Linked DNA regions of Homo sapiens: region 1 is linked to region 2. The links are chromatin contacts, found by Hi-C or POLR2A ChIA-PET in ENCODE. All regions are on one chromosome and are shown on one strand. The core of a region is the stretch at or near the end of the contact, and the rest is flanking DNA. Distances in the headings are between cores, read along the strand shown.

Region 1 (7,490 bases), core at 85-2,584, 500 kb after region 2:
GGGATTCACCGTGTTGCCCAGGCTGGTTTCAAACTCCTCAGCTCAAGCCATCTGCCCGCTTCGGCCCCCCGATAGGGATTATAGGCGTGAGCCACTATAATAGCGCCTAGCCTGTTTTTGTTAGTAGGAATAACAGTACTTCCCAGAACTCAAAAATCTAGGAGGCATAAGAAAAACACTGTAGAACCCTAGAATGTTCTAGTCACACATCCAGCAAACATTTATTGAGCATTTACTATGTGCCAGGCACTATCCAGAAGGCTGCAGATGCAGTGGAACGAGGCAGACATGGTCCTCGACCTCGGAGTTGACTTTCTAGTAGGATATTATAAACTGATCGGTACTTATGAATCATCTATTTAGTCTAGATGTTCTCAATATGGCTGCATGACAGATTCTCCCAAGTAGTTTAAAGACAGACTTTCGGTTTCACGCCCATTTCTCCCTCCACTGCAGATTCAGATTCAGATTCAGTGCGTTTAGGTGGGATCCAGGAATCTGCATTTTCATAAACGTTCCGAGTGGTTACGAGCTGCAACCAGGTTTGGGTACCCCGACCTAGGCTATGTTCCAGTTACCCACAGGAAACGGCTCCAAGCCGCCCCCACGGGGGCGAGGCGCGGGCGGCCTTACCGTGGCGGTAGGGGTTATAGAGCGCCATCGCCGCGGAGCCGGCGGCCAACAGCCCTTTCTGCAGCGGGGAGGTGGGGAGGTGGTGCGAGTATAGCGGGCCGGCGCCGTCGCTCCTAGCCCGGAGGGGCATTTCTGCGGGGCAAGAAAAAGGCCGAGGTCAGAGGAGCCGGGCGCCCTCAGGCTCCTTCCCGCCTGCGCCCAGAACCCGGCGCCACTTGCCTGCCGCAGGCCGCTGTAGGCCCGGGAGCCCGCAGAGCCGACGGAGGACAGGGCGCAGCAGAGTCGCCATGGCAGCGGGCGTCCGCGGAGGATGGGCGGGTACGAAGAACGCCGCGATTCTGTCAGGCGACGGAGCGTCGGAGGGGTCAAAACTCACTGAAAAACCGATTCTGACGGCGTAGCCTACGGCCTTTCGAGGGGAAACATCGCTTCACGGGCAGAAGGCATGTAGGCCAAGTAGGCGAAGGAAACGCACGCGAACTGTCTACCGTCTACGTCCACCGATCCAAGACTCTCGCCATGTCACCTCGCCCCAGAAAGTGTCTGCAAAGGACACGCAACCACGCTCACTCAGCGCCGGGCCCTATTTCCTTCTCCACAGCCGGTTTTCCCCGAAGACTATAAAATGCGAACCTCTTCCGGCTGTGGAACATGGCGGCGCCCGTGGAAAGGACCACATTTGGGGGCGGGGCCTGGCGGTACTTCCGTCCAGGTCCAGCGGGTGCTGTGATCTTCAAGTATGGGGTCTGCTGGCTTGTCGCGGCTGCATGGGCTTTTCGCGGTCTATAAGCCCCCGGGGCTAAAATGGAAGCACCTGCGGGATACAGTGGAGCTACAACTTCTGAAGGGTGAGTGCCTCGAACCAGACCCACGTTCCCGCTCTCGTTCTCTTGGAAGTCCATCTCCGCTTCTGGTCCTTACCCCAAAACAAAATCACGTGACCTATTCACCTGGGCAGAGCGCTTTCCCAAACGCCTGTTCTCTGTGCTTTCTTACTCCTCACTTTCCTCTGTTTTCCGAGGGGGAAACTGACTCAGTATTGTTCCTTGTCACACGGTTACTACGTTGTAGAGTCTGTTTGAATCCGCCTGTTTCTTAACTACTGCTATACTGCCCTCTGCACCATGGGCTTCTGCTTTGTCTTCTACATCATACTTCCCTGTTGTCTAATCCCCCAAGTGTTTGGACAGAACAAGATATTCCTGGTCAGCATCGTGGTGCACGCCTGTAATCCCAGCTACTCTGGAGGCTGAGGCAGGAGGATCGCTTGAGCCCAAGAGTTTGACGTTACAGTGAGCTATGATGGCGCCATTGCACTTCAGCCTGGGCTACAGAACGAGGCCCTGTCTCTTAAAAAATATTTTATATGTACATATATTTGTATGTATGTGTGTATATATTATCTCTGTGTGTTCAGGTCTCAATGCCAGGAAGCCTCCCGCTCCTAAACAGCGTGTTCGCTTCTTGCTGGGCCCCATGGAAGGCAGCGAAGAGAAGGAGCTGACCCTCACAGCCACCAGCGTACCCTCTTTCATCAACCATCCACTGGGTAAGGCAGATTTAAGCAGGATCCTGTGTGTCACTTCCCAGGAAATCCCTGAGCCGAGTCAGTGTCCCAGTGCTCAGATTCCTGTGCCAGGCCCTTGAAGGTCCACAGAGGAGTGAGGTATTAGACCAGGAATTGGCAGATTTCCTTGGAAAGGGCCAGATACTGAATGTTTTAGTTTTCAGGCCATGTGATTTCCGTTGGAACTGCTCAACTCTGCCAATGTAGTGCCAAACAGCTATAGACAGTATCTAAAGGAATGAGCCTAGCTGTATTCCAATAGAACTTTATGAATATTCATATTTGAACTTCAGGTAATTTTCACGTGTCACTAAGTACAGTTGCCTCTGAGTCCATGAGTTCCACATCCCATGATCCAGCTTCAGATTGGCAGTATTTGGGAAGAAAAACACAAAGTTCCAAAAAGCAAAACTTGAATTTGCTGTGCACCTAGTACTGTGTTGAATCCACTCAAGGTGATGCATAGGCATTATATTAGGCATTATAAGTAATCTAGCTAGGCGTGGTGGCTCACGCCTGTAATCCCAGCATTTTGAGAGGCCGAGGAGGGTGGATCATGAGGTCAAGAGATCGAGACCATCCTGGCCAACATGGTGAAACCCCGTCTCTACTAAAAATACAAAAATTAGCCGGGAGTGGTGGCAGGCGCCTGTAGTCCCAGTTGCTCAGGAGGCTGAGGCAGGAGAATCACTTGAACCCGGGAGGCGGAGGTTGCAGTGAGCCGAAATTGTGCCACTGCACGCCAGCCTGGCAACAGAGCGAGACTCCGTCTCAAAAAAAAAAAGGTAATCTAGAGATGATTTAAAATATATGGGAAGGCCAGGCCTGGTGGCTCATGCTTGTAATCCCAGCACTTTGGGAAGCTGAGGCGGTGGATTACTTGAGCCTAGGAGTTTAACATCAGCCTGGGCAACATGGGGAAACCCTACTTCTACAAGAGAATACAAAAGGCCGGGTGCAGTGGCTCACACCTGTAATCCCAGCACTTTGGGAGGCTGAGGCGAGCAGATCACCTGAGGTCGGGAGTTCGAGACCAGCCTGGCCAACATGGAGAAACCCCGTCTCTACTAAAAATACAAAATTAGACAGGTGTGGTGGCACATGCCTATAATCCCAGGTTCTCAGGAGGCTGAGGCAGGAGAATTGCTTGAACCCGGGAGTCGGAGGTTGCGGTGAGCTTAGGTTGTGCCATTGCACTCTAGCCTGGACAATAAGAGTGAAACTGTCTCAAAAAAAAAAAAAAATTAGCCAGGTGGGGTGGCATATGCCTGTAGTTCCAGCTACTCGGGAGGTTGAGGTGGGAGAATCACTTGAGCCCAGGAGTTCAGAGGCTGCAGTGAGCCGAGACTGTGCCAGTGCACTCCAGCCTGGGTGACAGAGTGAGACTCTGTCTCCAAAAAAAATAAAGAGGCTGAGGTGGGCGGATCACGAGGTCAGGAAATCGAGACCATCCTGGCTAATACGGTGATACCCTGTCTCTACTAAAAATACAAAGAAATTAGCCGGGCGTGGTGGTGGGCGCCTGTAGTCCCAGCTACTCCAGAGGCTGAGGCAGGAGAATGGCGTGAACCCAGGAGGCGGAGCTTGCAGTGAGCGGAGATCGTGCCACTGCACTCCAGCCTGGGCGACACAGCGAGACTCAGTCTCAAAAAAAAAAAAAGTGGCCAGGTGTGGTGGCTCACGCCTGTAATCGCTGCACTTTGGGAGGCCAAGGTGGGCGGATCACTTGAGGTCAGGAGTTCAAGACATGGCAAAGCCCCGTCTCTAGTAAAAATTAGCTGGGCATGATAGCACGTACCTGTAATCCCAGCTACTCAGGAGGCTGAGTTACGAGGAGTCGCACGAACCTGGGAGGCAGAGGTTGTGGTGAGCCATGATCGTGCCACTGCACTCCAGCCTGGGTGAAAGAGTGAGACTCTGCCTCAAAAAAAAAAAAAAAAGGTATATGGGACGACATGCCTAGGTTATATGCAAATACTATGCCATTTTATATCAGGGACTTGAACATCTACAAATTTTGGTATCTGCAAGGGATCCTGGACCCAATCCCCTTGGATACCAAGGGACAACTGTAGTATTCTATTTATTTAGAGACAGGGTCTCACTCTGTCACCCAGGCTGGAGGGCAGTGGTGAGATCTCGGCTCACTGAAACCTCTGCCTCCTGAGTTCAAGCAGTCTTCTCACCTAAGCCTCCCGAGTAGCTGGGACTACAGGCACAGGCCACTATGCCTGGCTAATTTTTTTTTTTTTTTTGAGACGGAGTCATGCTCTGTTGCCCAGGCTGGAGTGCAGTGGCACGATCTCGGCTCACTGCAAGCTTCTCCTCCTGGGTTCACGCCATTCTCCTGCCTCAGCCTCCCGAGTAGCTGGGACTACAGGCGCCCGCCACCACGCCCAGCTAATTTTTTGTATTTTTAGTAGAGACGGGGTTTCACCATGTTAGGCAGGATAGTCTCGATCTCCTGACCTCGTGATCCACCCGCCTCGGCCTCCCAAAGTGCTGGGATTACAGGTGTGAGCCACCACGCCCGGCCATGCCTGGCTAATTTTTGTATTTTTTGTAGAGATGGGGTTTTGTCACGTTGCCCATGCTAGTATTGAACTCCTGGGCTCAAGTGATCTGCCTGCCTCGGCGTCTCAAAGTGCTGGGATTATAAGCGTGAGCCCTTGCAACTGGTCTCTTGATTTATTTTGAACCACTGAAAAATGCAAAAACCATTCTTAACTCATAGGCCACAAAAAACAAGCCAGATGCGGTGGCTCATTCATGTAATCCCAGCACTTTGGGAGGCCGAGGCAGGCGGATCACTTGAGGTCAAGAGTTCAAGACCAGCCTGGCCAACATGATGAAACTCCGTCTCTACTAAAAATACAAAAAATTAGCTAGGTATGGAGGCAGGTGCCTGTAATCCTAGCTACTCAGGAGGCTGAGGCATGAGAATCGCTTGAATCTGGGAGGTGGAGGTTGCAGTGAGTTGAGATGGCGCCACTGCACTCCAGCCTGGGTGACAAAGTGAGACTCCATCTCAAAACAAAACAAAACAAAACAAGCAAACACACACACACAAAAAAAAAACAGTCTTCAGTCTTCAGGTTTGACTTGTGGACTGTAGTTTGCTGACCCTTTTTCTATTCTGGGACTCCAGGTGAGAAATGAGACCCTAGGTAGAAGTCCTAAGGTAGGGGTTTTGGGTTTCTGGGAAAGAATAAGTTTATTTATTTATTTATTTGACAGAGTCTTGCTCTGTTGCCCAGGCTGGAGTCTGGAGTGCAGTGGTGTGATCTCAGCTCACTGCAACCTCCATCTCCCAGGTTCAAGCTATTCTCTTGCCTCAGCCTCCCAAGTAGCTGGGATTACAGGTGTGTGCCACCACACCCAGCTAATTTTTGTATTTTTAGTAGAGATGGGGTTTCACCATGTTGGCCAGGCTGGTCTCGAACTCCTGACCTCAGGTGATCCGCCCACCTTGGCCTCCCAAAGTGCTGGGATTACAGGTGTGAGCCACTGCGCCCAGCCGAAAGAGTGATTTTTTTACTGAATAAAGTTGCCCAACAATGGAACTGGTTCTGGTAATGTGTCCCCATCACTAGATGTGATTAAGGCATGTGTCAGGGAATCTAGAGGTTTGACCAGAAACCTCAAAAACCCGTTGGACTTGTGATATTCAATGACTCTATTATATGGTAACAATAAGAAGTATAATGTATTGAGTCGCCACTCTGTACTAGGCATTGTGTTAAGCTTCCCCCAAGTACAATCCTCATTGATATCACCACAGTGCTGTGAGATGGGTCCTATTTTCATTTCACAAGGGAGAAAACTGAGGCTCAGTGTTGACATTTAGTAACATGGCCTGGATTCAATAGGCCCTTAACTACCCTGGACTCTTCCCCTAGATTCCTCTTAATCTGTAGAAGTGTAAACACTTCTGGCTCATTCCTGCATTTATTCTTTCAGTAGTTCTTTCCTGAGCAGCTAGTGAGTTGACACACCCAGGTTCTGCCTTAAGGAGCTCACAGCCTCCATTTTCCTCCAGGGACTCTTCCTCAGTAGAGCTGGGCAGGGAACCCCGCACTCTTGACCTTCAGTGTTACGCCAGTCTTCTTAGAGCCTCTCACTGGGAGACTGATGATAGGCAGAGTAAGAGGCATCTTGGGCTGCCCTTTGGATCCCAGGGCACTGAGGATACAGTTCAGGGTCCCAGATTCCATGACGGGGAAGCCTGAGAGTCTGGCCTGATGCTAGTTTGGGCTCCATGAGGCCCATTCTGAGAACGAGGTCAACATGCAGCCCAAAGCCATCCTGGGGTGGCATTTAGTTGAGAAAATGGACCTTGTTTGTTTCTTTCCAGTATGTGGACCAGCATTCGCCCATCTCAAGGTTGGCGTGGGACATCGGTTGGATGCCCAGGCTTCTGGAGTACTTGGTAGGTGATGTGAGAAGCCTGGGGGTACAGTGATAAGGCTTGAGAAAAGATCCTGAAGCTACCAGGAGCCCAGCCCACTTCTTACCTGGCACCCACGTCCCACCACTCCTCTCCTGCCCTGATTCCTGCCCCAAGGCTGATCAGCTGGGGAGTGGATAGGTGGGACGGAGGTAATCACAGGTTAATACCACAGTCACCCACCTTTATTCAGTGATTCCCACACATGACATAGTTCGAGGCCCTTTATGCACATTTATTTACCACAACAACTTTATTAGGTAGATACTATATGATTTTATGGAAGAAGAAAGTAGGATTTAGGTGACTTGTTCTGGGTCCCATGGCCAGTGAATACCCCTGGTCCGGAGAAGGAAAACCATCATTGCATCATGGGGCAGCCAGGCGCGTGACTCTGGACCTAATGGCCAGGGCCTGCATGTGGCTGGGTCTGGACACACAAAGCCCTAGTCATGAGCCATCTGTGTCCCCAGGGTCAGGTGGTGCCCACATCCTCCAGCCGCGACAGTCACAGTCCCCTTGTCTTGCTTCCTGAGGCACAGGCAGGCAGACATGATCTCATGCCCCCTCTCCCTGTTCTGTCTCCCCACGAGTGAATGCAGAGTTATTCTGTCCCTCAGCCAGAGGGAGAAACAGACCGGGAGAAAGGCAGGAAGTGACCACAGTGGCCACCGTTTATTGGGCCCTTCCTCTGTGCCGACTGCACAGCACCCACAGGAATCAGTATTTTTTTTTTTTCCTGAGACAGAGTCTTGCTCTGTCTCCCAGGCTGGAGTGCAATGGCATGATCTCGGCTCACTGGAACCTCCGCCTCCTGGGTTCAAGCAATTCTCCCTGCCTTAG
Region 2 (7,488 bases), core at 751-3,250:
AGTCGAATGAAGGAAGAGCCTGTCTCCACCTTTCAGAGAGGACTGAGGCCTGTCCCCAGCCCCACCCAGGGTCTCCTGGGAAGACCAGCCCTTCCAACTACCAACCCGTTCCTTTTCCCAGTCTGAGCCACAGGAAGAGCCTAGCGGGGAATGCCATGAATCGACCTCCATCCTGAGCTCTCCAGGCCTGGGACAATGGAAAGTGGATAGGGGGCTGTCTTCCCAGAAGGAAGCTGGGTCAGAGGTTGGTGCCCCATGGGCTCCACCCAGAGCCCCATGGCAGTCTCCATCCATTGGTGCCAGGACCTGCTGGGAACAGGCTGAGAGGGTGGTTGGCCCAGTGCACAGTGCCTGGCACTAACAACCTGATCGTGGGCCAGGTGTCTGCCTCGAAACTGCCTGAAGGCAGGCAGGGTAGGACAATGTCTGGAGGCTCACGGTTTTATAGACTAGGGGTCCCCAACCCCTGGGCTACAGACCGGTACCAGAACCGGGCCACACAGCAGGAGGTGAGCAGCAGGCGAGCAAGGGAAGCTTCATCTGTATTTACAGCCACCCCCCCATTGATCCCACAGCAGCCTGAGCTCCGCCTCCTGTCAGATCAGTGGCGGCTGGAGATTGTCATAGGAGCTGGAACCCTATGGTGAACTGCGCATGTGAGGAGGTTGCGCGCTTCTTTTGAAAACCTAATGCCTGATCTGTCGTTGTTGCCCATCACCTCCAGATAGGACTGTCTAGTTGCAGGAAAACAAGCTCAGGGCTCCCACGGATCCTACATTACTGTGAGTTGTATATTTCACTATATGTTACAATGTAATAATAATAGAAATAAAATGTACATAAATGTAACGCACTTGAATTATCCTGAAACCCGCCCTCACCCACCAAGCCGTGGAAAAACTGTCTTCCACGAAACCGCACCCTGGTGCCCAATAGGTTGGGCGCTGCGGTTCTACAACAGACAGCCTTCTTCTGCTGTGTGACACTGTGCCCGTCACTTTGCCTCTGTGAGCCTCAGCGCCTCATCACTACCGCAGGAGGAAGGTGAATAACGGTATTATCCCCATTTTTTTGACGAGGAAAGCGACGCTCAGGGAGGTGCCCAGGGTTCGCAGTTGAAGCTCAAGCCCTGGTCGGCCTGCAGACCCTGTGCCTGGAGCCCAGTGCTCCTCCCTCCCGCCACGGGATGTCACTGCGATGCCTGACCGGGGGCGCGTTGGGCAGCTGCCCCGTTCTGCAGAAGAACAAACCGAGGCCCCGCGAGGCCAGGCGCCGGCCCCGCATTCCGCGACCGGCCCGGGGCGCGGGCGCTACCTGGGGCGCGACGTTGCTCAGGTAGAACGTGTCGTCCATGGCCTTCTGGCTCCAGCGGTGGTTGGCGGCGGCGGCCAGGTGACCGCGGTCGAAGCCACTGCCGCGGTAGTCGGCGTTGGTGGCACGGTGGTACGCGTGCACCGAGTCGTCCTCGCGGAAGTCGCACTCGCGCCGGTCGCCGTCGCCGCGGAGACGCTCGGGTCGCAGCTGCTCCACCACCCAGAGCGCGCCGCGGGTGCGCGGGTCGTAGCACAGCACGTACGACTCGCGGCTCTTGAGCTGCGCCAGCCCCGGCAGCCCGTACTTGGCCAGCTCGCCCGGGCCGCGGGGTCCCCCGGGCACAGGGGGCAACTCGGCTGCCGCCGCCACGGGCAGCACGGGCAGCCGGCCCAGCAGTCCCGGCGCCGCCCGCGCGTCCTCCCGCCGCCGCCGCCAGCCCTCGACGACCGCACCCAGCCCCGCGCCCGACGCCAGGGTCAGGCCGGCCCGCAGCGCCCGCATGGCCGGGGAGCGACCTAGCGGCGGGCGACCCGCGAGGCTCTTAAAGGAGCCGCGTCGCGGGATCCAACGAGGGCACAGGGCTGCTGGGGCCGCGGACGATAGCGTGACCTCCCTTCCACTCACAAACACTGCCAAGGGCTTGGGCCTCGGAACCCAGAAGGGAGCAGCAGAGCCCAACCGGGTGTCCCCGGCGTCCTTTCTTTGCGCATTTAAGACGCCGGTATGAGGGGCGTGGCATCGTCGCCTCAGCTCGCGATTGGCCACCATCAGGCCTGGCTCCGCACCCGCCTCGCAGGCCCCCTGCTGGTCGTGGGGTGGGAGACACTCTCTCCTCTGCGCCTGCGCAGGGAGCTCCTGCTTAATACGCTCCGCGGAAGGGTCAAGCACTGTCGAAAGCTTTTACTGTCACTGCTTAGTCTCACCCTCTACACCGCTCGGAGAGTGAGCTCCTAGTTCGCAGAGCAGGCACAGGGCCCCAGGTATATCTGGCCCTAGGCTATCCTCCATGACACCATAAAATAAGCCCCGCAATTCTACCAGATTGGCAAAGGTTTCTTTTTTTTTTTTTTTTTTTTTGAGACGGAGTTTCGCTCTGGTCGCCCAGACTCGAGTGCAATGGCGTGATCTCGGCTCACTGCAACCTCCGCCTCACAGGTTCAAGCGATTCTCCTGCTTCAGCCTCCCAAGTAGCTGGGATTACAGGCATGCGCCACCACGCCCGGCTAATTTTGTATCTTTAGTAGAGACAGGGTTTCTCCATGTTGGTCAGGCTGGTCTCAAACTCCCGACCTCAGGCGATCCGCCGGCCTCGGCCTCCCAAAGTGTTGGCATTACAGGCGTGAGCCACCGCGCCCGGCCCAGATTGGCAAAGATTTTAATTAACAGCAGTTTGAGGACAAGGATGCAGACGGCTGATGCTGGCTGCTGGCTGGAACAGAAACCTGGGGCGAATATTCCAAAAAACAGCTTGACAGTACAGTACAAGCGAAGCCTTAAAAAGGTTCATACCGTTCAACCCACGCAGAGGGCTGAGCTGGGGAAATCTCGGGAATGCAAGGATCTCGAACGCAAATATTCACCAGAGTATTACACTGCCGGCAGGAATAAGCAAAATATTCAGAAATATGGACTGGTTAAGGACTTTTATTTTTTGAGACGGAGTCTCACTCTATTGCCCAGGCTGGAGTGCAATGGCGTGATCTCCGCGCAGTGGAACCTCTGCCTCCCAGGTTCAAGTGATTCTCCTGCCTCAGCCTCTGAAGTAGCTGGGATTACAGGCGCGCACCACCAGGCCCAGCTAATTTTTTTTTTTTTTTGAGACGGAGTCTCGCTCTGTCGCCCAGGCTCACTGCAACCTCCGCCTCCTTGGTTCAAGCGATTCTCGTGCCTCGGCCTCCTGAGTAGCTGGGACTACAGGCGCGCGCCACCACGCCCAGCTAATTTTTGTACTTTTAGTAAAGAATGGGTTTCACCATGTTGGCCAGGCTGGTCTCGAACTAACTCCTGACCTTGTGATCCACCCACCTTGGCCTCCCAAAGTGCTGGGGTTATAGACATGGGCCACCCAACCCAGCCACTCTTAGCATTTTTTTTTCCTTTAAGGAAAATAAGGTCTTGTGCTGTCACCCACACGGAGTGCAGTGGCAAGATCACAGTTCACTGCAGCCTTGACCTCCTGGGCTCAAGCCATCCTCCTGCCTCACCCTCCCGAGTAGCTAGGACCACAGACACATATCATGATGCCTGGCTAACTTTTAAATTTTTTATAGAGATGGGGCCTCGCTATGTTGTCCAGGCTGGTCTTGAACTCCTGGCCTCCAGTGATCCTCCTGCCTTGGCCTCCCAAAGTTACAGGCATGAGCCACTAAGCCCTCCTGAGGTCAGTAGTTTGAGACCAGCCTGGCCAACATGGCGAAACCCTGTCTCTACTAAAAATACAAAAATTAGCTGGGCATAGTGGACCGTGCCTGTAATCCCACCTACTGGGGGACTGAGGCAAGAGGATTGCTTGAACCTGGAGGGCGGAGGTTGCAGTGAGCCGAGATCATGCCACTGCACTCCAGCCTGGGCAACAGAGTGAGACTCTGCTTCAAAAAAAAATATGGGACAGGGTCTTGCTTTGTTGCCCAGGCTGTTCTTGACCTCCTGGGATCAAGTGATCTGTGGGCCTCAGCCTCCTGAGTAAATGGGACTACAGGCTATGGTGTATCACCATACCCAGCTACTTTCAGCAATTTTGAAATATACATTAACTATAGTGACCATGCTGTAGTTTGTGTTTTTTTTTTTTGGAGACAGAGTTTTGCTCTTGTTGCCCAGGCTGGGGTGCAATGGCGTGATCTCGGCTCACCACAACCTCTGCCTCCCAGGTTCAAGTGATTCTCCTGCCTCAGCCTCCCGAGTAGCTGGGATTACAGGCATGTGTCACCATCCCCAGCTAATTTTTTGTATTTTTAGTAGAGACAGGGTTTCTCCATGCTGGTCAGGCTGGTCTCGAACTCCCGACCTCAGATGATCCACCCACCTCAGTCTCCCAAAGTGCTGGGATTACAGGTGTGAGCCATCGCACCTGGCCATACCATGCTATAGTTCTAAAAAAAAAACATTCCTGGGCCGGGTATGGTGGCTTAGGCCTGTAATCATAGCCCTTTTGGAGGCCAAGGTGGGAGGATTGCTTGAACCAAGGAGTTCAAGACCAGCCTGGGCAACATAGTAAGACCCCCGTCTCAAATTAAAAAAAAAAAAATCCTCCTGTCTAGCTGAAACTGTACCCTTTGACCAACATTTCCCCATTCCCCACCGCCCCAACTCCCACCAATCCCCAGACTCTGGTACCATCATTCTACTCTCCACCTCTATGAGTTGTTTTACATTCCGAATATAAGTGAAACCATGTCGTGTTTGTCTTTCTGTGCCTGGCTTATTTCACCTACCGTAACGTCCTCTAGGTTCTTCCATGTTGTCACAAATGACAGAATCTCCTTTTTTTTTTGAGGGTGAATCTCGCACTGTTGCCTGGGCTGGAGTGCAATGGCACAATCTTGGCTCACTGCAACCTCCCCCTCCCAGGTTGACGCAATTCTCTTGCCTCAGCCTCCTGAGTAGCTGGGATTACAGGTGCACACCACCACGCTCGGCTAATTTTGTTGTATTTTTAGTAGAGATGGGGTTTCACTATGTTGGCCAGACTGGTCTTGAACTCCTGACCTCGTGATCCACCTGCCTCAGCCTCCCAAAGTGCTGGGATTACAGGCGTTAGCCACCACGCCCGGCCTTGTCTTTTTTTTATAAGCCATTCTGACAGGTGTGAGGTGGTATCTCATTTTGGTTTTAATTTGCATTTCCCAGATGATCCATGCATTGTTCAGCATTTTTTCAGATAGTTGCCAGAAATTTTTATGTCTTTTTTTATTTTTTTTTGAGACAGAGTCTGGCTCTGTCACCAGGCTGGAGTGCAGTGGCTCGATCTCGGCTCACTGCAACCTCCGCCTCCTGGGTTCAAGCACACACCACTATGCCCATCTAATTTTTGTATTTTTAGTAGAGACGGGGTTTCACCATGTTGGCCAGGATGGTCTTGATCTCTTCACCTGGCGATTCGCCTGCCTCAGCCTCCCAAAGTGCTGTATGTCTTCTTTTGAGAAATATCTATTCAGGTCCTTTGCGTGTTGTTTAAATCACATTGTTTTCTTGCTATTGAGATTTTTGTTTGTTTCTGTTTTTGTTTTTTAGACAGAGTCCTGCTCTGTCACCCAGGCTGGAGTGCAGTGGCACGATCTCGGCTCACTGCAACCTCCGCCTCTGGGTTCAAGTGATTCTTGTGCCTCAGCCTCCTGGGTAGCTGGGATTACAGGCACCCACCACCACTCCTGGCTAATATTTTTGTAGTTTTAGTAGAGACTGGGTTTCACCATATTGGCCAGGCTGGTCTTGAACTCCGGACCTCAGGTGATCCACCCGCCTCCGCCTCCCAAAGTGCTTGAATTACAGGCATGAGCCACCATGCCCAGCTGCTACTGAGATGTTTTAAGTACTTATATATCTTGGATATTAACCCCTTATCAGATGTATGGTTTGCAAATATAATCATGCATCACATAAAGATATGTAATCCAAGCTACCCTGGGATGCTGAGGCATGAGAATTCCTTGTACCCCGGAGGCTGAGGTTGCAGTGAGCTGAGATCGTGCCACTGCACTCCAGCCTGGGCGACAGAGCGAGACTCTATCTCAAAAAAAAAAACAAACCAAAAAAAGTATGCCAGGCTAGGTGGCTCACACCTGTAATCCCAGCACTTTGGGAGGCCGAGGCAGGTGGATCACAATGTCAGGAGTTCAAGACCAGCCTGGCCAACACGGTGAAACACTGTGTATACTAAAAATACAAAAATTAGCCGGGTGTGGTGGCACACACCTGTATTCCCAGCTACTGGGGAGGCTGAGGCAGGAGAATTGCTTGAACCCGGGAGGCAGAGGTTGCAGTGAGCCGAGGTAGTGTCACTGCACTCAAGCCTGGGTGACAGAGAGAAACTCTTGTCTCAAAAAAAAAAGTAATAATAATAAAAAATAAAGAATGATACACCTGTCTGTATAAAGCGCTTACCATGAATGGAGCTTCTGGGACAGGAAGTTGCTCTGCGTGGGTCACTGAGGAGTGAATGTGAAGGCCCAGAACAAAGTCTACTCTACGCTACTGTAGACTTTATCAACACTATATTTAGGCTACACTAAATTTATTTGAAATACTTCTTTCTTCAATAATAAACCTTAGCTTACTGTAACTTTTACTTTTTTTTTTTTTTTTAGGCGGAATCTTGCTCTGTTGCCCAGGCTGGAGTGCAGTGGCGCGATCTTGGCTCACTGCAAGCTCCGCCTCCTGGGCTCACGCCATTCTCCTGCCTCAGCCTCCCGAGTAGCTGGGACTACAGGCGCCCGCCACCACACCTGGCTAATTTTTTGTATTTTTAGTAGAGACGGGGTTTCACTGTGTTAGCCAGGATGGTCTCGATCTCCTGAACTCGTGATCTGCACGCCTTGGGCTCCCAAAGTGCTGGGATTACAGGTGTGAGCCACCGCGCCCAGCCACTGTAACTTTTACTTTACGAGTTTTTATTTATTTATTTATTTATTTATTTATTTATTTTGAGACAGAGTCTCACTCTGTTACCCAGGCCAGAGTGCAGTGGCACAATCTCAGCTCACTGCAACCTCCACCTCCCAGGTTCAAGTGATTCTGCTGCCTCAGTCTCCAAGTGAGTAGCTGGGATTACAGGTGCCTGCCACCACGCCTAGCTAATTTTTGTATTTTTATTTTATTTATTTTATTTTTTTTTTTGAGACAGAGTCTCACTCTGTCACCAAGCTGAAGTACAGTGGTGCCATCTCTGGTCACTGAAATCTCCGCCTCCCAGGTTCAAGCGATTCTCCTGCCTCAGCCTCCCGAGTAGCTGGGAATAGAGGCGGGCATCACCACACCCAGCTAACTTTTGTATTTTTAGTAGAGATGGGGTTTCACCATGTTGGCCAGGATTGTCTCCATCTCCTGACCTCGTGATCTGCCCACCTAGGCCTCCCGAAGTGCTGGGATTACAGGCGTGCCACCGTGCCTGGCCTACAAATGTTCTAATTTTTTTAAACTTTTGGACTCTTTTGTAGTAACAGTTAGCTTAAAACA

What was found. A loop is a pair of places that touch in the nucleus more often than their neighbours do. ChIA-PET counts read pairs that join two places held with the same protein, here RNA polymerase II (POLR2A). Pooled maps may share reads with other maps.
Region 1: a loop to region 2 is called in a map with no recorded cell type, with 20 times the contacts of the local background. The contact joins the promoter of TRUB2 here to the promoter of ENDOG in region 2. A Hi-C loop is called at or near these places in 3 of 37 single-sample maps with no recorded cell type and 11 of 50 pooled maps. POLR2A ChIA-PET finds 5 or more read pairs at or near these places in 1 of 52 experiments (Caco-2).

Annotation. Positions count from the first base shown.
Region 1 is chr9:128,316,291-128,323,780 of GRCh38, reverse strand. TRUB2 (TruB pseudouridine synthase family member 2) reads left to right here and starts at 1,334. Exons shown (of 8, transcript NM_015679.3): 1 at 1,334-1,481; 2 at 2,051-2,182; 3 at 6,555-6,629. The coding sequence starts at 1,373. COQ4 (coenzyme Q4) reads right to left here and starts at 942. Exons shown (of 7, transcript NM_016035.5): 1 at 853-942; 2 at 634-765. The coding sequence starts at 922. LOC105376286 (a long non-coding RNA gene) reads right to left here. Exons shown (of 3, transcript XR_930377.3): 3 at 6,882-7,490. RefSeq lists a silencer at 655-714 and an enhancer at 1,095-1,634.
Region 2 is chr9:128,813,012-128,820,499 of GRCh38, reverse strand. ENDOG (endonuclease G) reads right to left here and starts at 2,000. Exons shown (of 3, transcript NM_004435.2): 1 at 1,315-2,000. The coding sequence starts at 1,815. It overlaps KYAT1-SPOUT1 (KYAT1-SPOUT1 readthrough), which reads left to right. Exons shown (of 25, transcript NR_182311.1): 25 at 1-849. SPOUT1 (SPOUT domain containing methyltransferase 1) reads left to right here. Exons shown (of 12, transcript NM_016390.4): 12 at 1-849. RefSeq lists enhancers at 997-1,086, 1,037-1,602 and a silencer at 1,707-1,766.